Regions from separate parts of the Homo sapiens genome. Here region 1 is linked to region 2. A link is a loop called in an ENCODE intact Hi-C map of the cell type or tissue named here. Cell type or tissue: heart left ventricle. All regions are shown on one strand. Each heading gives the region's core, and the rest is flanking DNA. Links, peaks and the distances in the headings are about the cores only.

The links. Hi-C counts contacts between places; a loop is a spot of excess contacts. Peaks named below come from ENCODE experiments on the same cell type or tissue, not always from the same donor. Only the 100,000 strongest peaks of a DNase experiment are listed, where the experiment ranks them.
Region 1: a loop joins it to region 2, with 4 times the contacts of the local background. A loop is called at or near these places in 51 of 110 quality-filtered maps.

Annotation. Positions count from the first base shown.
Region 1 is chr14:51,266,595-51,282,051 of GRCh38, forward strand. No RefSeq gene overlaps it. Among named protein-coding and RNA genes, the nearest start is that of TMX1, 34 kb to the left of the region's middle. In heart left ventricle, for the core only: no CTCF peak of the experiment used is centred there; no DNase peak of the experiment used is centred there.
Region 2 is chr14:51,970,728-51,986,184 of GRCh38, forward strand. It overlaps LOC105370497 (a long non-coding RNA gene), which reads right to left. Exons shown (of 3, transcript XR_007064166.1): 3 at 11,799-12,202. Among named protein-coding and RNA genes, the nearest start is that of RTRAF, 11 kb to the right of the region's middle. In heart left ventricle, for the core only: CTCF peaks have their summits at 8,564 (motif pointing left) and 8,775; a DNase peak (open chromatin) is centred at 8,564; H3K27ac peaks cover 945 bases.

The DNA of each region.
Region 1 (15,457 bases), core at 6,086-10,085, 700 kb before region 2:
TTGTTTTGTTTTAGAAGCATCATTATAAAATTTATCATAGCAAGGAGAAGTATCCAAATTCAAATGGAATCATATTAGTGTCTTGGCACTGTCATCTTAATAAGTTCTTGCTGAATATATTTTTTCATTCGGCTGTTTACCACTGATCTTGAGTTAAGCCACCAAAGAAGGCCCCAATTGTGCTAGTTATCCAACTTTGCAAAAAAAAACAGCTTTTTTTTGAGACGGAGTCTCACTCTGTCACTCAGGCTGGAGTGCAGTGGTGCAATCTTGGCTCACTGCAAGCTCCGCCTCCCGGGTTCACGCCATTCTCCTGCCTTAGGCTCCCGAGTAGCTGGGACTACAGGCGCCGGCCACGACGCCCAGCTAATTTTTAGTATTTTTAGTAGAGACGGGGTTTCACCGTGTTAGCCAGGATGGTCTCGATCTCCTGACCTCGTGATCCACCCGCCTCGGCCTCCTAAAGCGCTGGGATTACAGGTATGAGCCACTGCGCCCGGCCACAAAAAACAACTTTTAATAAAATATTTTCCATTTTATTTCACCAATAATACTGTCTCATGATCCCCATGGATTTCCCTTATCTCTAATGTGAGATATTGTAAAAACCTTTTGTTCACCACACACACCTGTAATCCCAGCACTTTGGGAGGGTGAGGCAGGCGGATCGCTTGAGGTCAGGAGTTTGAGACTAGCGTGGCCCACGTGGTGAAACCTCTTCTGTACCAAAAATACAAAAATGAGCCGGGCATGGTGGTGTGCACCTGTGGTCCCAGCTACTCAGGAGGTTGAGGCAGGAGAATCGCTTGAAGCCAGGAGGTGGAGGTTACAGTGAGCCAAGACCAGACAACTGTACTCTGGCCTGGGCAGCAGAGTGAGACTCCGTCTCTAAAACAAAACAAAAAAAAACATTTTATTCATGTGTACGTTGCTTTAGAGTTTACAAAGGGCTTTCATGTTCTTTATCTCATGTGACTCTAACAACAACCTTTATTAGTAGACAGAGCGCATATTTTTTATTATTATGAATATTATTATTATTTTACAGATAAGGAAACTGAGAGGCTAAAAGACTTGGGTGAGGTTACACCATAAGTAAGTGTTGGAATGAAGACTTGAACCTAGGATCATTGACTTTAGTAGAGTTCAATGTTTCTCAAAATATTTTCTGTAGAAAACTAATCCCACAAGATATTTATGAGGACAATGCTCGTGGTCAAATGAGTTTGATATGTATGTCAATACAGTATGTTCCAGCTGGATGTTTACAGTACCTATTACCAATAAGACCAGTTTACCTTTGTTCAACCTGGTATTAATCAAGTTTGTTTGAATATAGAATCCCTTTTGAAAGCAACAACTTTAAATATCCTAAGAGATCAGTATTTCTTAAAGTACACTTTGGGAGAATGTTAGTGTAGTAACTTCTCCTATGCTATGCTACCCTAATCTTGCATGGGACTTTTCTGTATGGCACCTTGTACTTTAAACTTCCTACTCTATTGTAAAATCCTGTCTTCCTGAAGTACACCAAAATAATCCTATTGATCACTACATTGACAGCATATTGGTAATGTCTTAGAGGGAGAGCAAAGGCAGGATATTTTGGGTTCCTTGGGGCTCTGGCTTATGGTGGGTCTTTTCATTTGGGGGCTTATGCTTAGACAAATTTGTGGATAGGATCTGAAAGTGAATCTTGGCCAGGCACGGTAGCTCACGCCTGTAATCCCAGTGCTTTGGAAGGCCAAGTAATCCCGGCGCTTTTCGAGACCAGCCTGGCCAACATGGTGAAATCCGTCTCTACTAAAATTACAAAAATTAGCTAGATGTGGTGGCACATGCCTGTAGTCCTAACTACTTGGGAGGCTAAGGCTGGAGAATCGCTTGAACCCAAGAGGCAGAAGTTGGAGTGAGCCGAGATTGCACCACTGCACTCCAGCCTGGGCAACAAGAGTGAAACTCCATCTGAAAGGTAAAATAAAATAAAAATAAAGTGAATCTTGAGAAGTAGACATTCATTGCTGTATTCTGAGAAAGGAGTATATACTTTGATGAGGGTAAGTTCAGTAGTTTAGTGTTCAGATAAATGATTATGATATGTTCAGTAGTTGAGTGTTCAGATAAATGATTATGACTATGTCTTGAAATGAACAAATAAAATTATTTGCAGATTTACCTTCCTGGGTAAATTTCCTAGAATATTAATGCTATGTGAATGAAGACAGTTGTTGATATTGACGGTAAACTGTGTGGGTGCAGATGGTTTCAGCTTTTAGTGTATCCCCTTGTAACATAATATGAAATATATATTTGGTCTTTGCCCCCCAGTTCCTGACACAGAGTTCCTAAAACTCTTGCAATTTCCTTAGTGGTGGGGTGATAGGAGTATCTTTTTAAATCTTATTCCTTGTTCTTGACACAAGAGCTTCTCAGAAACTTGCGATCTCCGGAGTGAATGGTGAGTGTCTTTTAATATTTTCATGAAAAGAGTGGTGCTAAAAGCCCCTAAATATTATAGCTTCAGAATAGGGACTGGTTACCAGGGGAATCAACCTTGTGATTAGAAGACTGAAACTTCGAAGCTTTCTCCCGACCAGTGATTGAATTAATCATACCTATGTAATGGAACCTCCTTAAAAACCCTTAATAAAGGGGCTCGAGGAGTTTCTGGGTTGGTGAACACATGAAGGTGCAGGGAGGGTGGTATGCTTAGAGAGCACATGGAAACTTATATCCCTTCCCACATACCTTGCTGCCCAATACCTCTCTTCTCTGGCCATTCCTGAGTTGTATCCTTTATAATAAGCCAGAAATAATAAGCATTTCCTGAGTTCAGTGAACCATTCTAGTAAGTTATTGAACCTTAGGAGGGGTTCTTAGGAACTGCTGATTTATAGATGTCAGAAATATGGGAGGCTTGGATTTTTGATTGGCATTTGAAGTGGGGAAAGGGAGGCAGTCTTGTGGGAATGAGCCCTTAACCTGTGGGGTCTGCACTGTCTCTGTACAGTCAGTGTCAGAATTAAATTGTAGGACACCCTGTTGGTATCCACAGAGAACTGGAGAATTGCTTGGTGTGGAAAGCTTCTATACATTTGATGTCAGAAGTGTGAATATAGAGGAAACAGTTTTTCCTTTTCACCCCCTTATTGCCATTCTTTGGCCTGAGCTGATGGATTCACTACTGGGGATGTGATCAGTCTAGATCTTCTCTGCTATATATAGTCTCTTAGTCATGTATCATTTCCCAGATGGTTGTTTCAACATTCAAGTGTTAGGTTTTTCTGTTCTTTTTGTTGGATGATCATTTGTTTAATCATGTGGTAAGACAACAGTTGGACAGCAGCATTTAAAACTTGAGGACACACCATCTGAGCCCCTGTAAATAAAATATACCAAGAGAAGGATTATGATCAGTTTGTTGTCTTCCTCTAAGCCGTGACTCAAGAGTGTCCAAATTAAGCTAGAAGAACAGATTTTATCTCCTATATAATGAGGAGATGCAGTACCAGGTATGGGATTATTAGTCAAATCATAAAGTTAATTAATTTTATGATTTTTTGGTTAGCTTACCAGATCTTTTTAGTATTGTTAAAGATGCCAGAGACATCTGCAGGGCTATAAGCATACCATTTCCCCCTAAAACAGCACGTTTTCTCTCAAGACACCAATATTATAATTAATGGGCTCTTTTTGAGTTCCATTTTCTGAACCTCTTGGGCAAAGAGTTCTGTAGTTGTGGTAGCATTGTTTATTATAGCTTTCCTGCTTTTCTCTGAACCATAGCATGCCGGAGACTCTCTACCTCTAGGCCTCTTATAAAGTGAAGAGGATTGAAGACAGCAGAAAGCAATCCAGAATTTGAGTGATTAGGGTTTCGATTCTCAAACCAAGACCCACTTTTTCTCCTTTCATGAAGCTATCTCTTTTTCTAAGAGGGTAAATTGATGAATCAAAACAGATCTTGGATGATAACAGGGACTATCCTGAGGTTAGTTAGGAGTTTACCAAAGTAACAAGCCTCTGTCCGATTTGCAGGTAGTAGCCAGTAGGTTTTTGTGTTACAAATCCACTCACTGGTGGCCACTCAGTCGTCTGTTTTTGGTCAAAATACTCCTGTGGTTATTGTCAAATCCTTTTGCTATGCTCTAGGGCCACTTATGAAGAGTGGTCTGGCTCCAGGCAGTGAAATTTATGGTGTCAAGACTATTAATTTGGTTGTTCTAAAGTGAAAGAGAAGTAGTGTGTTTTACTTGTCAGATCGGGTAAAGTGAGATAGTCTCCAAATATGCATAATCTGTTCCCTAGTTCTCTTTCAAGCTTTCTATCTGTGAAAGTTTGTGTACAAAAGCTAGCTCCCACAAAAGGTCCCAAAGGTCTCAAGCATAGTTTTGGTGGAGACAGGAACATTTTGTTGTTTTGTTTTGGTTTTTGATAGGCTATTTATCCTTGTATTTTACCCAGAAAATCATTTGATCTCATTACAAGGAAATGGAACCAACGGAAGCTGGGTGGCTCCTCCAAAAGGAAAATGTATATAATCCCAACTCTCAGTTTGAGTGTATGCTTTATTTAGCTAATTCATGAGTAAATTGTTTCTTTCAGAAGACCAAGTCTTTGGGTTTCAGGTTGTATGAAGTTTGTTTGGGAGGATTTGGGGGAAAGGCTGCTCATACCTATTGATAAGACTGGATGTTTAGCATGAGTTCCTTGTAATACTTGGTCCTGTCTGCTTGCCAGTTGTGTCTGGAGTCTAGAATCAGATGTAATATTCCTAGATGCCTGGGCAGGCCTGTATTTACTCATAAAGCAAGAGTTGATAGACTCCAGTGGACTCATTAAAGCTTATGGGAATATCTTAGACCGTAGAACTTTGAGAGTCTCTGGGAACTTTGCAAAATTGAGATTCAGAGTTATATTTATTCTTTACCTTTCTTGGATATTGGGGCAATATAGATAGGGAACTTTCTGATTAAGTGGAGGGGCCTTGCAAAGCTCTTTAATAACAATCCTAGAAAAATTGGGACCCCTGCCACTAGAGAGATGTTTGAATTCCACAGGTTGGCAATATGACATCAGATAATATTTTTTCTACCATAGAGCCATAGCTCCCTAGCAAGGAAAGGCTTAGTCTATCCTGAGAATAAGCAAACAGTGGACAGGACATATTAAAAACTCACTGCAGGATGTACTTGTATGAATCCATTTGGAGGTGCACAAAGAGGACCTTTGTGGTTTTGGGGTTTCATGGGTGCTAGGAGCTTAGCAAAAGATGCCTGTCTTCCATAGTGACCAGCCAGAACACCTTGTTTAGCATTTGTGTTATCCCTTTTTGGGATGAATTTCAACCTTGATAATAACTACCACCTTAGGAAGTATTAGAGCACTTAAAAGTTGTTTTAATCTGCCAATCTTAATTGGATTTCCTGCTGATGTCAAAATCCTGTATTGTAGCCAAAGCATTCTAAAATCATGGACTACCTGCAAAAGCATATCCGCTATAAGTGTATATATTAAGCTCCTTTATTGCTAAATAACCAACAAGCTAAGCAATAGGATTTCATAGGAGGTAAGCCCACTTGCGAGAAATGTGTGTTTCCAGAAAGCAACAAAGGTTGTATAACATGGGACACCTTCAAGACTACCATCAGAACTGTAGACTTGGTTTTAGGGACACCGTTAAACTTGATGATGCCTCATACTATACAACTTGCAGGCTTTATAAGGGCAGAAGGTTTTACCAGTAGTAAAGAGAAAGATTGTAGTAAGCCATTGGCATCTAGAAATTCATATGGGCTTGAGTCAGAACATTAAAAGCTTGTTCAGATCTTTCTTGTACAAATAGGCACAATGAATAGGCACAATGATTTATGATGAGAAAACCCAGAATATGATGTTGGTGAAGAGCACAACTTGGCTGTTTTATCACAGAAATAGCCATGACAGTATGTAAATGAATGAGTGTTGCTATATTACAGTAATACTTTATTTACAAAACAGGTGGCTAGACATGGGCCTTACAATGAAATGTATTTTCTCTTTCTGAAGAATTTACTCCTTTAACATTTATTGTGGTTACTGATACATTTGCAGTCATTTCTACCGTCTTACGTTGTGCTTTGTAATTGTCCTATTGTTTATATACATACTTTTTCTCTTGAATTGTTGGAGAATTTTTTTTCCAATTTTTTAATTAAAACTTTTTTTAGAATTCCATTTTCCCCCTTATTGAAAATGATGCCATTTTAATTTTTTCGTGGATCTCTTAAAGTTCTAACAAGCATATTAATCACTATTTTTGCCTACCTCCTAATTTACATGCTATTGTTTTAATTCTCTCTATATATAAAATATATATTTGTTTAAAATATATATTTTAAATTATATATTATAATTTATATATATATTTATATATATTTTAAATTATATATTATAATTTATATATATATTTAAATATATATATATATTTGTTTTGGTTTTGTTTTGAGATGGAGTCTTGCTCTGTCACCCAGGCTGGGGTGCAGTGGCGTGATCTCAGCTCACTGCAACCTCCGCCTCCTGGGTTCAAGTGATCTTCCTGCCTCAGCCTCCCGAGTAGCTGGGATTACAGGTGCCCAATACCACACCTGGATGATTTTTGTATATATATATGTATTTTTTTTTTTGAGACAGAGTTTCACTCTTGTTGCCCAGGCTGGAGTACTGTGGTGCTATCTCGGCTCACTGCAACCTCCACCTCCTGTGTTCAAGCGATTCTCCCACCTCAGCCTCCTGAGTAGCTGGGATTGCAGGCACCCGCCATCTCACCCCGCTAAATTTTGTATTTTTAGTAGAGATGGGGTTTCACCATGTTGGCCAGGCTCGTCTCAAACTGCTGACCTCAGGTGATCCTGCTGTCTTGGCCTCCCGAAGTGCTGGGATTACAGGCATATATTTTCAGTAGAGATGGGGTATCACCATGTTGCTCAGCTGGTTCTCAAACTCCTGACGTCAAGTGATCCTCCTGCCTCAGCCTCCCAAAGTGCTGGGATTACAGGTGTGAGCCACCACACCTGAGCCTAATTCTCTATTTTAACCCCACAATTTAGGTATTACTATTGTTGGTGCCTTATGCAGTCAATATTAGTCTAGATTCCCCTACTTATTTTGCATTTATTATGCTCATCATTGGTTCTTGCATCATGGACCTTCTTTTTGGGCTCATTTTACTTCTTTCTGGAGCAGACCCTCTGAAGTTTTGAAGCCAGTCATTAAACTAACTTTTTTATATGCAGTCTGTCTTTTGTTGTTCTGTAGTGTCTAGGTGTAATTTTTTTATTCAGTCTTTTTAGGATTCATCAGGATTCTTGAATCTGAAGATTTTTGGCTTTCAACAGTTTTAGAAATGTTTCCACTATTATGTCTTTGAATATTGCCTCATTCCTGTATTCTCTACTAATTTCTTATTAGAGGTATGTTAAACATTCTCCCCCTGTCCCCAATATTGATTAATTTTTCTTTTATATTTTTCATCTCTTTATTACTCTTTATCCTAAACAATTTCTTTAGAACTAGCTTCAAGTTTATTATTTCTTCAACCATGCCTAATCTTTCATCTCTTTATTGAGTTTCTAAATTCAATGATATATTTTAAATTTATAGATGCTCTACATATGATGAAATCTGCCTCTCCATACTTAAAGTACTATCTTTTTATATTTAAATATGTTCAATGAAATTATATTCTTTATTTCTGTATATGTAGTCACGGTGAGTCTGATAGGGTTGTTGGTGTTCTGCTGAGTGTCAGTCATGTTAATTTGTCTCCTCTTGTGTGTACAGGTTTTTGAGCTTAACTTGGTTTGTCATCTGTATAAATTTTTGGAGACCAGACTTCAAGGTGTGTTCCTCTAGGATTTGTACTTATTTCTACCAGTCACTTGGAGGTGTTTTAAATTCTCACCTTGGGGTTTTTCATACCTAAGGGTTATACAAATTTTGCCTTGGTGTGCAGGGCCAGTTTGTGGATAGAAACTCATGGAGGAAATTTTTTTCTCTTTCTTTTCCAGAGCCAAGGCAAAATAGGCACATTTTTTTTTGTTTGTTTTGCTATCTCCGTCTCTGGGGGATATTTCCTGGTTCCACTGAGGGAGTTGCTGGTGGGTCTCATCTGACCTCTCTCTTGCTAGGCTTTTCCTCCAGTGCCTCTGTTTGTATAAAGACCAATGAACTAAAAGACCCAGTCCATCAGTGACCAGCAGAAACTCCGTGGTAGCTGTTAGCTCTTAGACTTGGCTGCTTCACTGGATTCACGTTTTTCTTCATTTTTAGCTTTGAGGAGATTCTCAAATGCCCAGCTGTGAATTTAAGGAGATTTAAAAATTTTTTACCCAGAACTTTTAGGCATCTGTCCTAGGAGTTTTTCTCAAATTATTCACTCCACTAAATTACCTGAAACAGAAGTACTCCTCTGTTTTTTTTAATTTTTTTTTGTTTTTTTAATTTTTTTTTGAGACAGCCTCTCACTCTGTCACCCAGACTGCAGTGGTGCAATCTTGCCTCACTGCAACCTCTGCCCCCAAGGCTCAAGCGATCCTCCCATCTCATATGAGTAGCTGGGATCTCAGGCACGCACCATCACACCTGGCTATTGTTTTGTATTTTTAGTAGAGACGGTGTCTCACTACATTTCCCAGGCTAGTCTCAAACCCCCGAGCTCAAGTGATCTACCCGCCTCGGCTTCCCAATGTGCTGGGATTACAGGCATGAGCCACTGTGCTGGGCCTACTCCTCTGTTCTTTTTGTATTTTTGGTGTATACTTCAAAAAATCTTTTCGCTATGACTTTAGCGGTGTTTTGGAAAATTAAAGATTAACAAAAAGCTTTTATTATTGAAGGTCGTTCAAATATTGGGGCCCTCTTTATACTAAAGCACAGGGATGATGTTGTCACAAACACAATTGAGTTTAAGGTTATAGCTGCATCCAGAAATTAAGTGTGATGCTTTTTTCCTCCCTTTTACTATCGATTATTAAGTTACTTGGGTTTGGCAGCTCAGTCTGTGTGTGTTAGGGTGTGTTCTTATATCATTTCACTCATTTAAACTATTATAACCAATAGCTTCAATTGATACATTTTACTCACTTTAGTAAAAATTTAAAATGCTATAAAATAAGTATTGCAAAGTTATAAATGTCGGGACTTCTGGATATGCTTTCCATAATGTTAGTCTTAAAAGGCAAGAGAGTGACCTTTTTATGGGGCAGAAGATAAATTGCAGAGAAAATGCTTGAAAGCTATCATCTGAAGATCTTATTTAGATAAAACTGTAAGTTGTGCAGCAGAGGACAATATAGTTTATTAAGCTGGTAAAAATAAAATTTCTTTTACCTTGAAAAGGGCACGTTTGTAATGAGTTTTATACCTAATTTAGGACTGACTCAGCAACAAATTCTCAATCAGTATGGTAAAGTACAAACCTTATTTATTTGGGTTGAACAATAGAGTAGGGAGTTCTGAACCTGTGATCTGGGTTTCATAGGACCTAAGATCCCTGAAATTATGTGAAGTTTTGCAAATATATTTATATTCATGCATTTTCCTGGGACCAACCCTCCTTGGCCCTCACTCCCGCTTTGGCCGGATACACTTGTGCATTGTTTGAATTATATGGTGCTCCTGGCCTTACTGAAGTGGGGTTTACTATTTGAGAAAACATTTTAGAAAATGTTAAGTTTGCATCTCATAGTTTGAGAAACTGTAAAAGATAAATGGAAACAACATGATTTGACATATTGAGGAAACATGCCTTATGGGTTTGGGATTTAGAAACTCAAGTCGTCCTTACCAGGTGCATTAAATATGGAGGTGAGGAAAGTGAACTCATCTGAGTCAAACAGTGTTTTTATCCTTTTCATTTACACTAAAATCCTTTGTGTATGTGTTTACCGTACTTTGGAGGGGACATTCACTCCAGGAGAAGAAGCCCTTTTGCCCAATTATTACTGGTTGAGGGTGTCCCGGTTCTTGGTGTCTTGAACAAAGAATTGGACAAAATGCACAAAGCAAGGAAAGAATGAAGCAGCACAGGCAGAGATTTACTGAAAATGATACCACACTCCACAGGTTGGGAGCAGGCCTGAGCAAGCGGCTCAAGGGCCCAGTTACAGAATTTTCTGGGATTTAAATACCCTGTAGATGCTTCCATTGGTTACTTGATGTATGCCCTATGTAAATGAACAGGCTAAAGTGAAGTTACAAAGTTATTTACTCTGTGTATGCCCTATGTAAATGAAGAGGATATTTCCTGTCTTAGGTGGAGTGTTTCCATTTGATTTAGTTCTAGGAAGTCCTTAGGTTCCCTGCCTCCAGGCCCTATTCTCCTGCCTCACAATTATCCTCAAAACCTTGCCTGATTCCTTGAAGCAGATTTAAGACACACTATGCTTAGTGGTTGACTATTTCCAGCTGATTTTTCAGAGTAGCAAGGAACTTGGAAACTGGCTATCTGTAGTCTTACTTTATAATTCCTATTTTTTTTCTTAAGTAGCTAATAGATTTTTTTTTTAAAAAAGAACAAACATCATAAAGCAAACCTGGGGAGAAAAAAAGCAACAAAAAGTTTTGTGTGCAAATTACAAAATAATATGATTGCAATTGGTTTAAGTTGTTAGGCAGCTGTTTTGTCAAAAACTAACAATAGGGCTGAATTTATTTTTGTTAACAAATTAGAGTTTTGCTTTGATTGTGTTTCTTTTAGGCTTTTCTGCTTTTTTCTTCCTCGCATAAATGAACCAAATATTTTCTCTCTGATATTCCACAAGAGAAATCTCTCACTTAAAAAAAAAATTGTAGGACTTGTCTTTCATATAAAAAAAATCTGAAATACATCTTTTTCTGTTCCAGGTCAAAATGATTTCATTTTTCATCTTTGTTGTTGACTAATGGTAGACTTCTTGTAGGAGCTTACATGCATAAGAAGTTTTTGAGCAGTGCTCATGAAGTCTTTTGTTAGCCTTTTTTTCTATGTGGCATAAAGTAAACCCAACCTGATTTGGTTCCTGAGCTCTCTTCATGGGCAAAGAATGCCATCTTTGCTTGTTCTATCTGGAATGATTGGCCTATATCTGGTATAGATGGTTCACTGTTTAGAATTCTCATTTGCAGACATTTTTATGAGTATTTTGTGAATTTAATAATGTACTCCCACTGATTGGTATCTGTTCCATATTTGTCCTTGACAAGTTTGTCCTGAAACTTGTCCTTAAGGGCAAGCTTGTATCTTTTTCTTGGCTTGAGTCTCTATCATCCTCTTCCCACTTCCTACAACCCCCTACCGTCCTCCAAAGCAGAACAAGCTTGCACAACTTGTGGCCTGCCGGCCCCATGAGGCCCAGGGCAGCTTTGAATGTGGCCCAACACCAATTCCTAAACTTTCTTAAAACATTATGAGATTTTTTAAAATTTATTTTTATTTTTTAGCTTATCAGCTATCAGTAGTGTTAGTGTATTTTATGTGTGGCCCAAGACAATTCTTCCACGTGGCCCAGGGAAGCCAAAAGATTGGACATCCCCTGATCTAGAACAAAGGCTAATGAGCAAGAAGTTTACTTGGTAGTGATCCCATTGTGCTAAAGTGAGGGATCAGGGGAATTGAACAGGAAATGGCGGTGGTGGTGGGTGGGGTATACTGTGATGTATTATTGAGCTGTTAAATTGGATGACTGATACTCAATGTTTATGGAATCTTCTTTTAAATGTGTCTCAGAACTGTTTGCTTGGGGAACAAAAGGAAGAAACATGTATCTATTGACATCTGTCTGCTATTGCTTAAGTCTGTCCAGGCAAGCATTAACTCCAAGGAGTGAGACCAAAAGGATTTGCGCCTCTCATTTGTGGTACTTAAGAGATGTCCAATAAAATTTTGTGTACTTATTAGGACCAAGCTCAAATCTATGTGCATTCAGACTACTTTACTGACTTGAAAGTTATAGCTCTGAAAATAGAAAAAGCACAAGTAGCACATTATTATTTCTATTTTTCCCAAATCTGCTAAACAAATAGGTTATATTTTATGGTGTTTTAAGCAAAATGTTGTTCTGGTTTCTGGTGTCCAACATTCTTCCTACATAATTTATACGTTAATATCTGTAGAACTTCAGTAACAGTAAGCTCTTCCACATGGCCACTCCCTTCAGAAATGTACCACATGGCAATGTTTTCACCTTATGGAACCACTTTTTTTTTTTTTTTTTTGAGATGGAGTCTCGCTCTGTCCCCCAGGCTGGAGTGCAGTGGCACGATCTCGGCTCACTGCAACCTCTGCCTCCCAGGTTCAAGTGATTCTCCTGCCTCAGCCTCCTGAGTAGCTGGAATTACAGGTGTGCGCCACCACGCCCAGCTAATTTTTGTATTTTTAGTAGAGACGGGGTTTCACCATGTTGGTCAGGCTGGTTTCGAACTCTTTATGTCGTGATCCACCTGCCTCGGCCTCCTAAAGTGCTGGGATTACAGGTGTGAGCTACCATGCCCGGCTGAAACCACTTTTTTCCCTTAGCTTTAAAAAAACTTTTACTTGGAAATATGTATAGACTTACAGAAAAGACTTCTAAAAATAAGGAAATTAACATTGACATCATAAACTAATCTGCAAACAATTCAAACTCTAACAATTTCCCTACTAATGTACTTCTTCTGGTCTGGGATCTAACCAGAATTCCACAATACATTTAGTTGTCATGTCTCTGTAGTCTCTGTAATCAGTCTTTGTCCTTCATGACCTTGACACTTTTGGAGAGCGCTGGTCAGTTATTGTCTAGACCGTCCCTCTGTTGGGGTTTGTTTGTTGTTTCCTCATGATTAGAGTGAGATTATGCATTTTTTGCAATAATGCCACAGAAATGATGGTATGCCCTTCTCAGGGCATGATGTCAGGGAGTACATGATTTCAAATGTCTTATTACTGGTGATGTTTACTTTTTTTTGAGACAGAGTCTCACTCTTACCCAGGCTGGAGTGCAGTGGCAGGATCTCGGCTCACTGCAACCTCCACCTCCTGGGTTCAAGCAATTCTCTTGCCTCAGCCACCAGAATTACAGATGTGTGCCACCATACCCAGCTAATTTTTTTTTATTTTTCATAGAGACGGGGTTTCACCATGTTGGCCAGGCTGGTCTCGAACTCCTGATCTCAAATGATCTGCCCACCTCAGCCTCCCAAAGTGCTGGGATTACAGGCGTGAGCCACTGTGCCTAGCCTAGGTGATGTTTACTTTGCTCACTTTACTTAGATAGTGTTTGTCAGGTTTCTGCACTATAAGGTGACTATTTTTCCCTTTGTAATTAATAAGTACCTTTTAGGGAGATACTTTGACACTATGGAAATATCCTGTTTCTCATACTTTTGTCCACTAATTTTAGCATCCATTGATGGTTCCCTGCAACAGTTATTAGCTATGATATTTGCTTAGTAGTGATTATTTATTTCCATCATTTCTTCCACTTTGAATTCCACTTTCAAATTTATTAATTTGAAACGCTAATTTATTTTTTATCAATTTGGACTTACGGGCATAATCTATTACTATCATTATATATATTATTGCTCAAAATGTTTCCACCTAAGCCATTAAGAGGTCCCTCTAGTTAGCTCCTATATCCTTTTTTAGCTACCCCTGTCATTTTTTGAGCACTCCTTTTTGGCATCAGAAGCTGTTCCAGGCTCATCTATATTTTATGTTCTAAGCCTGAAATCAACTGTTTCTCCAAGGAGCGTTGGTTCCTTATATTATAGACTGGTATTTAGAAACCAAGATCATAGAGCTAGATGTGCTTACTGCTTCTCAGAAGACATTGGAAATGTATGTATGTGTATTAACCCATGTATACACACATATATAGTTCTTTTGGTTTTTCTTTTTGTAATAGTCAAAATACTTACGATAGCTCTTTCTATCTCACCCTCTTCATTTGTCATGTTATTCGTCTGCGGTACAATTACGTTCACTGGTTACTGTTTATTCTATTTTGGGTTGTCCTCCTCACATCCTGGTTTATTTATTTTGGGGGTATGTAAAACATTGTATGATTTTAAGAGTCAGAATTATTTTAAAAGGTATACTTAGAAAGGTTTTACTCCTCCTTTATGACTATTACTCTGTTTCTTTTTCCCATTCCCTTCTGCCCTGTTCCCACTTACTCTTAACCAGTCTCATTAATTTATGATTTATTCTTTTTTTTTCTTTTTTCTTTTTTTTGAGATGGAGTCTCACTGTTGTTGCCCAGGCTGAAGTGGAATGGCATGATCTTGGCTCACTGAAACGTCTGCCTCCCAGGTTCAAGTGATTCTCCTGCCTCAGCCTCCCAAATAGCTGGGATTACAGGCACCTGCCACCATGCCTGGCTAATTTTTTGTATTTTTAAAACACAAAACATTTTTAGTAGAGATGGGGTTTCACTTTGTTGGCCAGGCTGGTCTCGAACTCCTGACCTCATGATCCGCCTGCCTCGGCCTCCCAAAGTGCTGGGATTACAGGCGTGAGCCTCCACACCTGGCCAGTTTATTCTTTTGTACAAATGAATATACATATGAAAGAAAAATATATATATATTTACATTCCTTTCTGTTTTTCATGAAAGGTAGCATACTATAGATACTCTTTCACATTTTGCATTTTAAATTTAATGTGTCCTGGAAATCACTCAATATAAGTTCATAGAGATCTTCATTCTTCTTTATAGCTGTATAGTATCCCATTGTGTTGGATACATTGTAGTTTATTCAACCACTCTTACATATGAACATTGAGCATCTAGGTCGCTTCCAATATTTCGTAATTACAATGCTGTAGTGGATAACCTTGTGCATATTAATTTTGTATTGTTGGAGGTTTAACTTCAGAGTAGATTCGTAGAAGTAGAATTGCCAGGACGAAAGCTAAATGCATCCATAATTTTTACTAAGGGTTGTTAAATTTCCTTCCAGGAGGGCTCTACCAATCTTCATTCTCACCAGCAGTGTTCAAGAATATTCTCCCACAGCCTTGATAACAGAATATATTGTCATACTTTTTAATTTTTGCCAATCTGATAAAGAAGAAATGGTATCTCAGTGTTGTTTTAATGTCCATTTTTCTTTTTTTTTTTTTAATTTTTGTGACAGAGTGTTATTCTGTTGCCCAGGCTGGAGTGCAGTGGCATGATGCAGCTTTGAACTCCTGGACTCACGTGATCCCCTATCTCAGCCTCCCAAATAGCGGGGACTACAGATGTGCACCACCACACTCTGCTAATTTTTAAAATTTTTTCTGTAAACGTAGGGTCTTGCTACGTTGCCCAGGCTGGTCTCAAACTCCTGGGCTCGTGCAATCCTCCTCCCTCAGCCTCCCAAAAGACTGTGATTACAGGTGTGAGCTACCATGCCTGGCTGCATTTTTGTAACTATAACATTTTTTTTCATATATTTAAGGGCCATTTTGTGT
Region 2 (15,457 bases), core at 6,893-10,892:
GCTACACTGAGGAAGACGCAGCTGGGCTGTGACTCTGCTCCTGTTTTGTTGAGCCCCTGTGGGAGGACTGCCTCCAGTTCTCATTCTTTAATAAGCTGGTCACATTGTAGATGGCACTTAGAATGACAGAGGGAATTGGAGCTGGGTCAGCTCCAATCCACAAATTGCAAATAATTTGCCAAGGGAAATCCCTTTCCCTTCGGTTCTGCCCCAAATCTACATTTTCTTCTATTTAGAACCAGGAGACTCAGGCAGAATTTATTTTAATGAAGAAGGCCATGGGCTCCTGGGCCTTTCCTCAGCAAGAACTACTGCTGTTTCTCTCTGGAAGTCATAAGAAAAGCCGGGAGCCGGGTATTGCATCTCCACAATGAAGCAACAGAAAGACGGGGCCTGGGGAGCTCAGTCCACACTGTGCTCGAGCATTAGCATGCACTAGAGAACCAGAACTAGGCTCCAGCGCTCCCATGCGACCTTGGGCAAGTCCTTTGACCTCTCCTGCTTTAAAGTGGGTACAAGAATGCCTGATTCATTTATCTCACAAAATGGTTAAAAACAAATGAAAGAGGATGGGCACAGTGCTCACGCCTATAATCCCAGCGCTTTGGAAGGCTGAGGCAGGTGGATCACTTGAGGTCAGAAGTTCAGCCTGGCCAACACGGTGAAACCCTGTCTCTACTAAAAATACAAAAATTAGCCAAGTGTGGTGGTGGGCACCTGTAATCCCAGCTACTTGGAAGGCTGAGGCGTGAGAATTGCTTGAATCGGGGAAGCAGAGGTTGTAGTGAGCCAAGATCACGCCACTGCACTCCAGCCTGGGTGACAGAGCGTGATTCCATCTCAAAAAAAAAAAAAAAAGAAAAGAAAAATGAAAGAGGTAAAGGGGCATCACGAAGGCAGAGGTGGTAAAGAACCATTAGAAACTACTTGACGGCAACCTTCGAAGAAAGGAAACCGCTAGATAGCTCCTGCTCACCTCTTAACTCACCTCCTTTCTCTCTAGCCCCCAAATGCCCTGGTTGAGACCCTCAGTGTCTCATGTCTGAATTCCCATCACACCAGCTGGTATGGGCATTCTGATGCTCATCTCCTCCCACTTTCACCCAGTTGACCCTGAGTATTCATTAGTCAGGACTTCTTTGATTGCAAGTGACAGAAACCTAATGCCCCAAAATAGGTCCCACTTCAAGCCCAGCTGGATCCAGATGCTTAGAGGATGTCATGGAATGTCCCTGTCATCCCTTGGCTAGGCTATTCTCTGTGCTGGTTTAATTCTCAGACTCTTGCCCCGCAGCATCAAGATGGTGTCAGCAGGCCCAGGTTTATATCTCAACAGTTTAGTAATCAAGGAAGAAAGATAACAACAGCTCTAGCAGAAGCCTCTGGCTATATCCCTGGAACCCTTCCTAAGACACTATTGGCTAGATCTGGTTCCTGTGCTCGCCCACCCCTGGACCTAGGGATAGAGGTAGAGTCACTGGGCCATGTGGGCAGAACAGTGGTTCTAAGGAAATTGAAGTCCTTTTGCTACAGGAGGCAGGATTGAAAGTTAAAGGCAAAAAACAACTGATGCCAACCACATCTTAACAGATTTATTGATGTTACCTCATCTTTCACCATGTTCAGAAACCCAAGGTTCTCTGGTTCATGGTGCTCTTTGTCAACCACATCATGTCCAATCTCAACTACCTGGCTCTCAAGGCCCTTGAGAGGCCCCACTTGGCTAATCCCATCTTGCCATCCAAACCCTCTTTTCCAGTTCATCCTGTCTCCTTCAGTGTGCTGTGAGTTCATCCCACTTCCCTGTCTGCTGCTTTTTACATTTTTTTTAGACAGAGTCTCGCTCTGTTGCCCAGGTTGGAGAGCAGTGACGTGATCTCAGCTCACTGCAACCTCCACTTCTCGGATTCAAGTGATTCTCCTGCATCAGCCTCCCAAGTAGCTGGGATTACAGGCACCCACCACTATGCCTGGCTAGTCTCCCCTTTTGCTTCTGATGTTACCCCCTCTGGAATGTCATTACACAACTCCTTGAGTAACTAAACTTGCTTTTCTGTCAAGGTTTAGCTTGAATTCCACGAGGTCTATGAATGACTTCAGGAAATATGAACCTTTCTCCTCTCTCCACTCCTGTTGCCCTTGCTGTCAGTATTGTTGAGTATTTGACTGTGTTTGAGGCGTTGTGCTAGGGTAGAAGGCATGGCACCTGCCTTCCGGAGCTTGCGGTTTAATGGAGAAAATAGACAAGTGAATAGTCAGTTACCAAAGTGGTCAATTCTAGGACACAGAAGCTAAAGGGAGGGTAGAAGTGATGACCAGCCAGAGGAGGTGATGCTGGAGTTAATCATACTTAAATGATAATCTTTTTTTTTTTTTTTTGAGGCAGAGTTTCACTCTTGTTGCCCAGGCTGGAGTGCAGTGGCACAATCTCAGTTCACTGCAACCTCTGCCTCCCGGGTTCAAGGGATTCTCCTGCCTCAGACTCCTGAGTAGCTGGGATTATAGGTGCCTGCCACCACGCCTGGCTAATTTTTGTATTTTTGGTAGAGATAGGGTTTCACCATGTTGGCCAGGCTGGTCTCGAACTCCTGACCTCAGGTGATCCGCCCGCCTCGGCCTCCCAAAATGCTGGGATTACAGTCATTAGCCACTGCGTCCGTCCAAGAATCTTGTCTCTAGGGTAGTGTAACCTTTAGGAAGTAGACAACACTAGGTGGATGGGCTTCTCTTTAATCTTTCCCTCATTGTAGGGCAGCTGAGAATGAAGCTCTCCCCTGCAAAGGGGTGGGCGATTGGCTCTGCACACAAAACAATGGGCCAAAGCTGAGTGGAGGTCGTCACCTCTCCCCCTCCAACCTCTACTGGCTCCGTGTCTTCACAACATCATGGGGACATTGTCTTCAGCCAGCAGCCCTTTGGCCTGGGTGATACCACCATGCACCAACCTGGAAGTCAGATCTCGTGGGCTTCAGGCCCAGGGGCTGCAGGAAATACATTGCTGGCTGTATCACCTTAATTTTAGCCCCAGGGGAAGGGGCCCTTCCACTATCTACTGGGAACACTATCTCTAATTGCCCTTCCCTGTGTGTGCATTTGGCGATTTACATTTAGATATAAATTAACTACAACTTTCAATAAAATTAAAAATTTGGTTCCTCAGCTGAACCAGCCATGTTTTAAGTGCCCAAAGCCACATGCAGCTAATGGCTATTGTCTTTGGACAGCACAGATATAGAGAACAGTTCCATCACCGTGGAAGGTTCTATTAGACAGCGCTGCTCTAGCATAATGGCAACCTTTTTTCCATCACAAACAACTGACTGAATATGCCTTCTCCTTGAGCCCAAATTTTGACAAAACATCAAAAAGAGGGTGAGAAAGTAAAAGTAGTGTAATGACCCCTAATAATCACAACAATTGGCCATTGGTCCTGGTAAATCATCATACAGGCTTTGGCATAGAAGAGATAGACTGCAGATTACATGTCATTCTTGGAACCCTCTAAGTCATATATTCACTCATCTCTCTCACTCATGAACATACAATGATAATAATCATAATGATCACATCAGCCGCAACAATAAAGTGAATGCTTACTTAGTACTTACCTTTGAGCAAGGCACAATGCTAGACATTTTATAGACAGCACTTCATCTAATTTTCACACTAACTCTAGGACACGGTCATTATTTATCTCCTGTAGCAGATAGCTTTGTGCCTCATGACACATCCACGATCCACTGCTGATTTCAGCCACAGCGGCAGTGGAGAGTTCTCTGCAAGCTCATTCTTCCCAGTGAAAATTGGTGCCCCTGGGGCAATCCTCAGCCAATGAGGGACGAGTCTGGAGAAAAGTCTCAGGCTCCCACCCTTTCAGAGGGACATCTCTGGATGCATTTTATATGATTTCTCTGAGCATCCCTAAGAGGATGCCCAGTCCTCAATCAGCCACAAGAGTAACCAGCCCAATAATATGCCATATTGTTTTTCTCACTTAAATCTGCCTCATTTTCTCTCTTCCTACATTGCTTCTTTCTGGGATCACCCTCAACACTACCTTTAATAAACTACCTGCATCCAGGTCCTTGACTCAGGCTCTGCTTTGCAGGGATCTCAAAGTAACTCACCCCTACTTTATAGATGAGGAATTTAGGGTTTAGAACGGTTGACATTTCTCTAAATTCCCATTACCATGAAGTGGCAGACCAAGGATATAAACCTAGGTTTGTCCCGATTCCAAAGATTTAATTCTTAACCATTATCTTATGGTGTAAATTGGAATGTAAGTACATAAAAGGGAGGTGATAATAAAAGCTCTGAGTCTGTTCTTATTTATAGAATAAGCGGATTATTTATAAACTTCAAATCTCTGAGTTACTTCTCTAAAAGGAAGAAATCAGTGAGCTCATGTCAATATTTACATTTTCTTCACAGTGGTCATTTGGTACCTAGAAAGTATCAGCAGTAGCTTCCAGGTTCATCTTGCACTGAAAATATTTCCTGGTATCAAGGAGCCTGTGCAAGGAAGAACAAGAAGAGTGATTCTAACAGGGAAGGCACAGAGTGTTTTTTTTTCTTCAGGACTTTCAGGAAGGAAAACTCTCTTCCTTTACTGACTACTCTTCCAATACCTGCTTTTCTGTCATCTTAGAGCCCAGTGACCCTCCAAGGGTCAGAAGCAGGGTCATCTGAGTAAGAGTAGAAGCTTCCAGAGACTTCACTCTCCAAGCCGTGATTTGAGAAAAGGATCAAGAACGAATTCTAGGACAAAGGCCCTTGCAAATGCAGTTTCAGGGACTCACTCAGAGCTTCTTTGGGAAAAAAGAATGGAGCTTATCTCCTTCCCCCACCGTCAATCTACTTCCTGTTCCTACTCCAGGGATATACGATGTCCCACTCAAGCTTGTAACACAGAATCCCAGCACAGATCAACAGATGCTGCTACACATGCACACACTTGCGTATGTGTGCGCCCAAGGAAAGGCTGTTCCGGAATGCTTAGGAAAGCCAATTGTCACTCTAAGAAGGGACCAGCATGATGTACTGGCATGCCCATCATAAAAAAATCACTACTCCCACCTCTAGGTTGTCTTGGTTTACTTTATAACAGCAGTTCTCAAAGAGTGTTCCAGTAACTCTTGAGGGGACTTGAGCCGCTTTCAGGGAATCTGCAAGGTCAAAACTATTTTCATAATATTATTATGATGTTATTTGCCTTTTTTACTTGCCTTCTTTCATGAACATAATTGGATATTTTAGAGGCTACATATTGACGTCACAACAAATTGAATGCAAATGCACATACAAGAATCTGTCTTCTCTTAAGCCAGACAATAAAGCAATTTGCAGAAATGTAAAACAATGCCACTGTTCCCACTGTATATTTTCTTGTTTTGAAAAATATAGTTATTTGTCATAAGAATATGTTATTTATGTTACCATGTAATGGGCTTGTTATTGTTATTTTCAATGAATTAATACATTTTTTTTTGAGATGGAGTCTTGCTCTGTTGCCCAGGCTGGAGTGCAGTGGCATGATCTCAGCTCAATGCAACCTCTGCCTCCCGGGTTCAAGCAATTCTGCCTTAGCCTCCTGAATAACTGGGATTACAGGCACAGGCCACCATGCCCAGCTTATTTTGAATTTTTTTAGTAGAGACAGGGTTTCGCCATGTTGGCCAGGCTGGTCTCGAACTCCTGACCTTGTGATCCACCCACCCCAGCTTCCCAAAGTGCTGGGATTACAGGCGTGAGCCACCATGCCCAGCCTCATAAATACATATTTTTTAAATTTTCTCAGTTTTAATTCTAATATGGCAAATAACAAGAGCTACAACCCACATAAGCCAAAGCCCTGATAATTTTAGGAGGTCCTCAATAATTTTCAAAAGTGTAGAAGTCCCTAGACCATGAAGTTTGAGAACTGCTGTCTTATAGAATGCCTTTGAGTTCCACTCCCTACTTTCCAGATGGGAAAGTTGAAGTGCCATTCAAAATTATATAGAAATGTAGTGGCAGAGTCATGAGTAGACCGTAAATGGAAAGAGGAGATGATTCAAAAAGGCAGCATAGAAGTGTTTTAGGTCATTCCCTAGGACCACGTTCGAATGTTTTCTAGGAAAACGTTCCTGAATTCAATTTCATAATTAAACAGCATATTGAAAGACAATTTTCCACAAAAACAAAAGCGAAATCATGACTCTCACATAGGTATTAAATGAACACGTCAAAGATTTTCTCTAACTCATTATTAATAAGGAAACAAGGCAGATGTTACCAGTGGCCAAAGCAAAAATAAATAAAAGAGATTTAAAGATCAGGAATACTGAAATGAATTTGCAAATGGGTGCAAAATTGGCCTCTTTCACAAAGGAGGAGACAAGTCAGTTAGGCCTCCACTAGACATGATTCAGTTGCATGTCTAAAACAAGGATTCTTTTGCATTGCTATCAGTTATCTACAATTTACAGTTACGAAATAGCTCAAAGGCAAGGAAAGGCACTGAGCTCCCACAGAATCAGAATTAGATAATTCCGAGTCAAGTGCTGAGGCTCATGCCTGTAGTCCCAGCTACTCAGAAGGCTGAGGCAGGAAGATCGGGCTGAGGCGGGAGGATCGCTTGAGCCCAGTCCAGCCTGGGAAACATAGCAAGACCCTGTTTCTAAAAACAAAAAAGAGAAAGAAAAAAAGAATTAGATAACTTGGAAGAGTAATACTATAAACAATGCATTGTTTTCTATTGAAGTACCGGTTTTTCCTTACTTTTGAGACCACTTCAGGTGCCAGGCACTGAGTTAAGCTAAGTAATTCAGAAAAAAGAAGAACTTAGTTTGTATCCTGTTCTCCAAGATCTTACAATCCATTCCTATTACATCCCATCACTAACACTAAAGAGCACCTCTTTTCTCACAGAAAGACATGGCATTTCTTAGGGCTTATCTCTATCTGTTGGGTAATAAAAGCTAACATCAATTTAGTGCCTACCGTGTTTTGGCTCTTAACACCCTCCCAAAAGCCTTATCAGATAATAATATCCCCTCACATTACAGAATAGGAAACAGAAGCTAGAGAGTTAAGTCCCATGTCCAGAATCTCAACCGGTAAGGTTGTTTTGAGGGCCCAAACCTCAGAAGATCCAGCTCCACCTTCACGCTCTCCCTTAATCTGGTGCGAAGTCAGCAAAGGGACTCCTCGTTGGCAAGAAACGCATGATGCAGTTAGTATTCACACCAGAAAGGGCAGTCATTTTGACCCTTGAGAATCATGTGTTTTTATTAAACCCCTTAACTCAGTCAGAATTTTTAACAGCACTTTGCTTAGTAATAGACATGGTAGGACCTGAAAGAGATGTTTTGGTTCCTTCATCTTTCTTGGTGGATAACTATTTCTAGACGGTCTAGGAAGAAGAATTTATAAAGGTATTCTCTCAGAGAGACATGGGCATTACAGATGGAGTTGAGAAGTTGTGCCGAGGGTTGGCTCAGAGCAGGAACTGGCAAACCACAGCCTATGGGCCAAATTTGGCTGGTTTTTAGATGGCCTATTAGCTAATAATGGTTTTACTGTTTTAATCATGGAAAATTGTTTAAAAATATTTTGTGACATGAAAATTATAGGAAATTCAAATTTCAGTGTCTATAAATTTTCATTAGAATACAGTCACACCCATTAGTTTCATGTTTTCTGTGCCTGCTTTTAAGCTACAAGGTTCATGCCGCAAGACAGCTTTCTAAAACAGATTTGGAAACCAGGGTGATGTTACAATTGGTCAAAGCAAAAATTTAAAAAGAGACATTTAAAGATCAGGAATACTGAAATGAATTTCCAAATGGATGCAAAACTGGCTTCTTTACTGAAGGGCAGACAAGTCAGTTGAGCTTCCACTAGACAGGATTCAGTTGCATGTCTAAAACAAGAATTCTGTTCCATTGCTATCAGTTATCTACAATTTACAGTTACAAAATAGCTCAAAGACAAGGAAAGGCACTGAGTTCCCACAGAATCAGAATGAGATAACTCAGAGCCAAGTGAAATGGCACGTCTGCAGTTCCAGCTACTCAGCCAAATAGTTCTTCTATTTGCAAGATTGTCATAGATACTGTATGGCCTACAAAAGTGAAAATATCTATTATCTGGCCTTCTACAGAAAAAGTTTGCCAATTCTGGCTTAGAGTGACCTTCTGTTTCAGAATAATTTCTCAGAAACACCAGAGTAAGTAGCTCAGAACGACTTCAAGATGGCATGTCCTAAAGGCCACAGGGCTCAGAATTACTGGGGGAAATTCTGTTATTTCAGGAGACTTGGTAAAAAGGCCAAACCCCACTAGAGGCTTGAAATCCTAGCCTGAATACCACTTTGGGAAGGTTCTCCGCTAGGTTTCCCGCAATTGGCACCGCTATCACTCCATGGCTGTTCTGGTTCATGTTCTGTGGAAATCCACTTGCCTTTACCATTCTTTACAATAATTACAGCTAAGTGGTGCCTCCTGTGTGGAATTTGCCATCCCTGACCGGAACAATCTTGCACATCGTTCTTCTTTCTCAAGAGCGCCCTCTGCTGGTCAGTTCTCAGAAGGCGCCACATCATCGCGTCTTTCGTCTGCAGATGCTCTTTGCAGCCAGAAGCCGAAGGTCATTTTGATCTAGAGAAGAAAGCATTTTGGCTATTGTCTCCATGGCTGTTCGAATTTTCATTCGAGTACATAGGCATTACTGCGTCAAGATGTAGAACTTCTTCACTGTAGAAGACGCTGAGAGAACAAAACTCCCTTTGAACGCAAACCTTTGAATGCAAAGTAATAATCCCTTAGGTAAGCAGGAAAGGCCTAGGTAAGCAATGCCCTGCTGCATGCTGGATCCCCAAATTACTTGATAATAAGGCAAAGCTGAGTGCATAGTTTCCACCATAAGGAAGTCTCAATAGGAGGAAAACAGGGTCTTATTTATGAAGACTCTGACGTCTGGTTTAAGGGAGATCTTTTAATGTAGGAGAGGGAGGTTGGATTAGAATTGGGTAAGGATTGTGACATAATAGTTTAGGATTGGTGGACACATCAAGGGAATGTGAATCTAGGAATGTAAACTGTCTGTTGATGACTTGAGACTTTCCAGAAAGTTCTCCCATGAAGCATAAAGATTTGCAACTTGGCTCTTCCAGGGCAAGAGTCTCTGGACTAGTAAAGTTATGGTCTTCAGTGTGATGAAATAGTAAATAGCTGGTTAGGGTTCTCAGCCTCATAAGATGGTGAATGTCATCGAGGAGGCCAATTGTGAATAGGATGTGAGTGTAGCCATTGCCCTGGTGACTTAGTACAAAATGTTGGGCCCGCTCTGGGCTTCCAGCTTTGTTAGGGGTGACTGGAAGTGTGTTTATACCTCTTTCAGTATGTTTGGACATGGCAGCTCTGCAGCTATAAGGTAGTCCACTAGGAAAAGGGATGATCTTTCTAGGCTGCTACGATACTGGTTTGACATGAGCATCTATGTTAGGCTGGAAGGTGCAAAGTGAATGAGAGACAGACCCTTGGGATCCTGCCCCAGCTGGGGAGGAGCTCTGCAGAGGCCCACATTAAAAAGCTACTGAAGGTGCACAGTGGACAGTGCCCAGGCTTGGTTGGATGTGGGGAAAAGTCAGGGAAACCTGCACATGGTTGAAGTCAAAACTGAGATTCAAAGGGTGATGGGAACTCACTAGGCTGGGAAAGGATCAAGGGAAATGCAAGAGAACAAGGGGGTTTATTGTGGAGGGTGAAATATTGACTTTTAGCCATGTTGGCTGTGAGGTAGAGAATGGGGCTAGCCCAAGAAATGCAAAATTGGAGCTTCTCTGAGAGGTGGGGATTGAACAAGTGGGTTTATACTCATGTTTAGGCAGGGAGAAAGAGGAAGGCATGGAAAATCCCTGGAAAAGCTAAAATAACCAAAGGAAAGAGCATAAATCAAGAGTAGAGGTACACACCCCCAAGGGAAAACTGTGATGCTTATGCTGCAGCATCAGTGGCTGATGAAAGCTGGCCAGCTTCAATGTTCCTATGCTTCTCTCTCTAGGGCCAGAGATTGTCAGAGGAGCCAGAAAACTATCTTGGGACATGAGCTTGTCCCAACGTCTCGGGGCCACCTGCCCAGTGGAGAGGGCCATGGACAACACAGAGGAATGTGCTTGAGAAAGGAAGGAAAAGAACTCCCCCACCTCACAGAGTAGGACCGAGGAGGACAGAGAAGGTAATTAGTTTTTGTGGAACAGAGGATTTGGCCTATTTCTTACTCCGAATTTAGTCAACTCAATGCCCGAAAGGTTGGGAAACAGGAGTGGGAAAGAAATTGTTCCAAATGAAGGCTGCCTCTCGGGGGATCCTGCTGTGCAGGCTGCAGAAGCAGGGGTCTGCCTGGGCTGTTGCTAAGGTCTCAGGGGTTGAGCAGAAACAAATGAATGGTCCTGAAGGGAGGAAGGACAGAGCAGTGGCCCAGGAATGGGCCCAAGTTAGGAATTCGTGTGTAGAAGTCAGCACAATGAAACCCACAAAGTTCTCTGCGACAGCTGTTCTCAATCTTGAGCACATCAGAGTCACCTGTAGGGCTTGTTAAAACACAGATTGCTGGCCCAACCCTATGGCTTCAGATTCAGTAAGCCTGGGCTGGGGCTGGAGAATGTGCAATTCTAACAAGTTTCAGGTGATGCTGTTGCTGCCACTCAAGGGACCAGCACTGAGAACCATTGGTCTATGAGATCCCCAAAAGGAGTTGCTGTGGTTTGAACATCCTCCAGAAGTTCATGTGTTGAAAGCATGCTGCAGTGCAGAGAGGTGGGTCCATGTTTGCCATCCTTTAGGTAAGCAGATGAGGCTGAGCTGCCCAGCTTCACAGGCCACACTGTGGCAGAGGATCAGTGTCCCCCGGGCTCCTGAGGCGATGGAGCTCTTGTCACTTGGATAGTGTGGGAGCAGTGGGAGTTTCCTGTATGACTAAGAGCAGTACAGCCCTGACACAGAGAACCTGTAAACCTGTGCACCAAGAACCAAAGAGTGGATAGAGATGAGAATGGCCCAGGGGACACCAATGTGGGTCTACAAGGACGTGGAAGTGATCTGCTAACTACCACTCATTCCTTGGCATGTCAGAAGTACCCCCAAATTTAGGCACAACTCCTGAAAAAGGAGATCATAATGGATTCATCACAGATTGACGGTGATTTAACTTATAAATTGTGTGGAAAAGAAGTTCAAATCAGAAATTAGGTTCCCATGTGTGGTCTGTTTTGTATTACTTCCCTTAGCAATGCCTGGAATGAATGAACAGCCTAGGACAGACTTTACTTCCCAGGGTGCTATCAAAGACTGCCCATCTCCAGGAGATCCATACTTTTTTTAAAAACCAAATTCCAACTATTTCCTAACTGTGAGGAAAGGGTGTGAAAATGGCAGCAGCTTTAGAAACATACTCCACTGAGCTCTAAAGTCTGAGGCTGCCGGAAAGTTGGGCTCATTGGGGAAATAGCTCAAACCCTCATTAACAATCTAAATTATTTATTCCTACCTAGTCATTAGTGGGACCAATGAGGTCAGGTCTCAGGTTCCACCAATGCCACTAGGGAAACTCTACGTGATTACAGCTGGAAAGGGAAGGATGACAGAGATTTCTTTTCCCTAGCATTTGCTAACACCCACACCCAGCACTGAATATTAGATACCGAGCACTAAATTCCCAGGAGGCTGCTGCTCTTACTCGCCAACGCTAAAGTAGGAATGACCCAGCAAACATGAGAAATAAAGAGAAACAAGGTGTTCAAGTAGAAATGGGTATAAAGAGCAAAATTTTTCCCTTTATTATCAAACCTCAATATAGTAGCATATTTACAATATTTTCCAGGGAGCTTTTTAAAAGAAAAGATGTATAAAGAAACTATTGTGCTTTTTCTGAGCCTAGGACAGGAATTGAGGCCAGAATCTCACTGGAAAATTGAAAAATCTCTTTGAATTAAAAGAGTCACAGTGGTGGAGCTGGGAAGTATATGTCTTGTCTGCTAGCAGCTATATTCCTCCCTTTCTTTCTCATGCACTTTTTCTCTCAGGCTTAGAATTTGTTTTTCTATAATTGAAAAATGATCCATGCGGCTGTTCAGCTCTTCCAGCAATGCTGAGTTGTAAACGGGAGGTACGAAGGTGAATAGTTCATACGGATGAGTCTCAATCACCCACAATAATGGCTGAAAAGAGAGTAAAGTGTAATTTGCAAAGGATAATCCCCCCAATCCATTATGCTACACCAGACAATGCAACAGCTTCTGACATTCACCGTTCCCACTCACCTCACCACTGCGATGGCTTCCTAAACTGGTCTCCCAGCTTCTCACTCTCCACCAGCTCCCTTGTATTCTCCACACAGTACCCAGAAAGATCTTACAACCCAAGCCACAGCTTGTCACTCCTGCTTAAAACCTTCAGTGGCTTTCTGATGCACATGGAATAAAGTCCATACTCCACACCATGGCCTCCCTCCTCACTTAACAACAGTACACCCAACCCCCGGCTCACCACCCTCCTACCTCCCTGATCTTCCTTCAGTTTCACAGAAGCAAACCCTTGCTGACAAGGGGCCTTTGTGCTCATGCTTTTGTTCATGCTCTGCCCTTTCCCCATTGGGAAATCCGGTAATAGCTCATATTTGATAGCTGGCTTAGATGTAACCTCCTCCATGAGGCCTCCTCTGACCACCCTATCTAACGTAGGTCCCTTTCTGTTTACCTCCATCTCCTTTGCCTTGCTGTTTCCTGCCTCCCTGTTGGGCTGTAACCTCCATGAAGGGGAGGATCATGTCTGTCTTCATCATTATATCCTGAGTGTCCACCATGGTACATAGCACATGCTGAATGAATGAATGAATGTTCTCCACCCTCGCTCTTTACCCAGGTCGGACATCCTCCTTAACTGACTCATTGTGAGCTACCTAGGCCTTTAGATGTTGATATAGTTTGGATGTTGTCCCCGCCCAAGTTTCACGTTGAATTGTAATCCTCAGTGTTGGAGGTGGGGTCTGATAGGAGGCCACTGAATCATAAGGGCAAATTTCTCATGGATGCTTTAGCACTATCTCCTTGGTACCGTCCTCATGACAGTGGAGTGAGTTCTCACGAGATCAGGTCATTTAAGTGTGTTCCACCTCCCCACTCTCTCTCTTTCTTGCTCCTGTTCTGGCCATGGGACACGCCTGCTCCCACTTCCCCTTCTGCCATGATTGTAAGTTTCCTGAGGCCTCTCCAGAAGCCTAGCAGATGCCAGCACCATGCTTCCTGTACATGCAGAACCGTGAGCTAATTAAACCTTCTTTTTTTTATAAATTACCCAATCTCAACTATTTTTATAGCAATGTGTGAGTGGCCTAATACGTATGTCATGAACACACAATAGTTGTGTCAGACTTTGAAGTAGAAGATAGAATATCTTGTATTCTTCATCAAAAGAGACTTTTACTTAAAATGTTCACAGGTCTGAGAGCCATGGCAGGATCAGGGCAAATCTGTAGGAGTTCACCATCCCCTGCCCCTTCTTCAGCTGGCAGGCTGAACTCAGTGCTGTGGTTTTGGAACCCTGGCAAGTCTGAACCTAAAGTAAAGCGTGCTGTTTGGCACTCAGCTGTCAAGACAATACCTTCTACAAGTTGGTCAAAGGATTTCTGAGGAATGAGATTTCCCAGCCCTCTAAGGTCCCTGCAGTAGCAGCCCCTAATTCCTAGCATCTTGGAGAAAGACTAGTTCTCAAGAATTTGAAACAAAGGGAAAGGTCAGGCCTTTGCAGGCATCTCAGTTAGCAGCTCTGCCTGGTGGGGGTCACTGAGGTACTAGGGAAAGGGAAGAGAGAACAGGAATATGCATGGGAGATCTGTAAAGTAGGTGATCTAAATTTGACTGTATGCTGGTCAATATCATATGACACCATAACCTCTGCCTTATTCATTACCGGCTTTCAAGCATTCAGAGGTGGCTTTTCTGTCACTTTTGGGGGAAGAATCCACATAATCCTATCACCCAAATGTTGATCCCTGTTACTCTGCCCCCAACCCTGCCTCCCTAAACCCCTTCCTCTCCACGTTTTAGGACGCTGTATATTCCTTGTTCTCTTAGTCCTTCCAACCACTTTTCCCATATTCCATGACTCTTCCTCCTACTCCTTAAATATGAATACTGGGTTTTCCTAGGATGAAGTCTTCAGTCCTCTTTTCTTTCCCCGTCTCCTCAGGGACCTTACTGTAACAGTTTCCATCTACAACTTTATGCTGATGGCTCCTCAATGGACATCTCATCCACTCACTCACATTCATTCCTGACATTTCAGTAGTGATTATGGGCTACATCTACAGGACTTCGATTTCAACAGGTGCAGAACTTAATTCTTCAGCTTCCTCAGACTGGTTTCCTTCTACCGGTGCTCCTGTTTCTATGCAAGAATTCACTGCTTATCACATCTCTGATAGGTGACCTTCTAGAAACCTCCTTTAAGCCATCCACCTCCTTCCCATCCTATGTTTAGTCCCACCAAGTCCGTGGATCTTTCTTTCCTTTCTCTCTGGGATCTGTCCTCATGTTAGAACTATTCAGTTGTAAGTTACAAAACCCCAACCAAATCTGGCTCAAGTATAAAATAGATTTTATTGGATCACATCTCAGGAAAGTTGCATCTAGCCCCCTACCAGACATTTTTGGGAATGGCCTGTCTGTGCTTCTTGGCTGTATTGTCCTCTGTGTTGTTTTCACTGTTCGGCAAGTGTTTCCTCTGCAGTATTAGATGTGGAAGGTGAATGCTTTATGCTGTTTGCATGACTACATAAATTCCTATTCATTCCTATTCGTTTTCTACCAATAAAATTGAGTTCTACTGCCCTGCCATTTTGCTTTTAATGCTAAATCATGAAATTCCAGAGCTTGACCTTAAAAAGCAGCAAGTTTTCATATTTAACATAAAGAGTCTCAGAAAGAGATAAAGGAGATGTTTGCTCATCGGGAGGCTCCCCCAGGGAGAGAGACCTTTCTGCATTATACAACTTGTTCCAAAAATTCTGATTTCATGGGGTGTTCAATTGATAACATTCATTAGAATATAAAACCTGTTTTTCTGTGCACTGTAGAGACTTTTGTGGCTATTCCTGGTTATTACCAACTTGTTCTGTTCACTGTTTTCGGAAGACTAATTTGAACAAAGGCTTCTAGTAAAACTGCCAAGACTTTAAAAGTTGTTACAAGTTGTGAAACTGTCCTTCAAAGAGCAACTTTTACCTCTGACTGGTTGCCTTTCTTGATAATGTGTTGCCCTGGCAATACCGTTGAAATGGCCACCTCTACATTTCTGCAACCATATATGCCCTTGCAAATATTTTAGGTTTTGTGAGTCATGTGGTCTATGTTGCATTTATTCAACTCTGCCCTTGTAGCACCAAAGCAGCCAGTTAGCAAATGGGCATGGCTGTG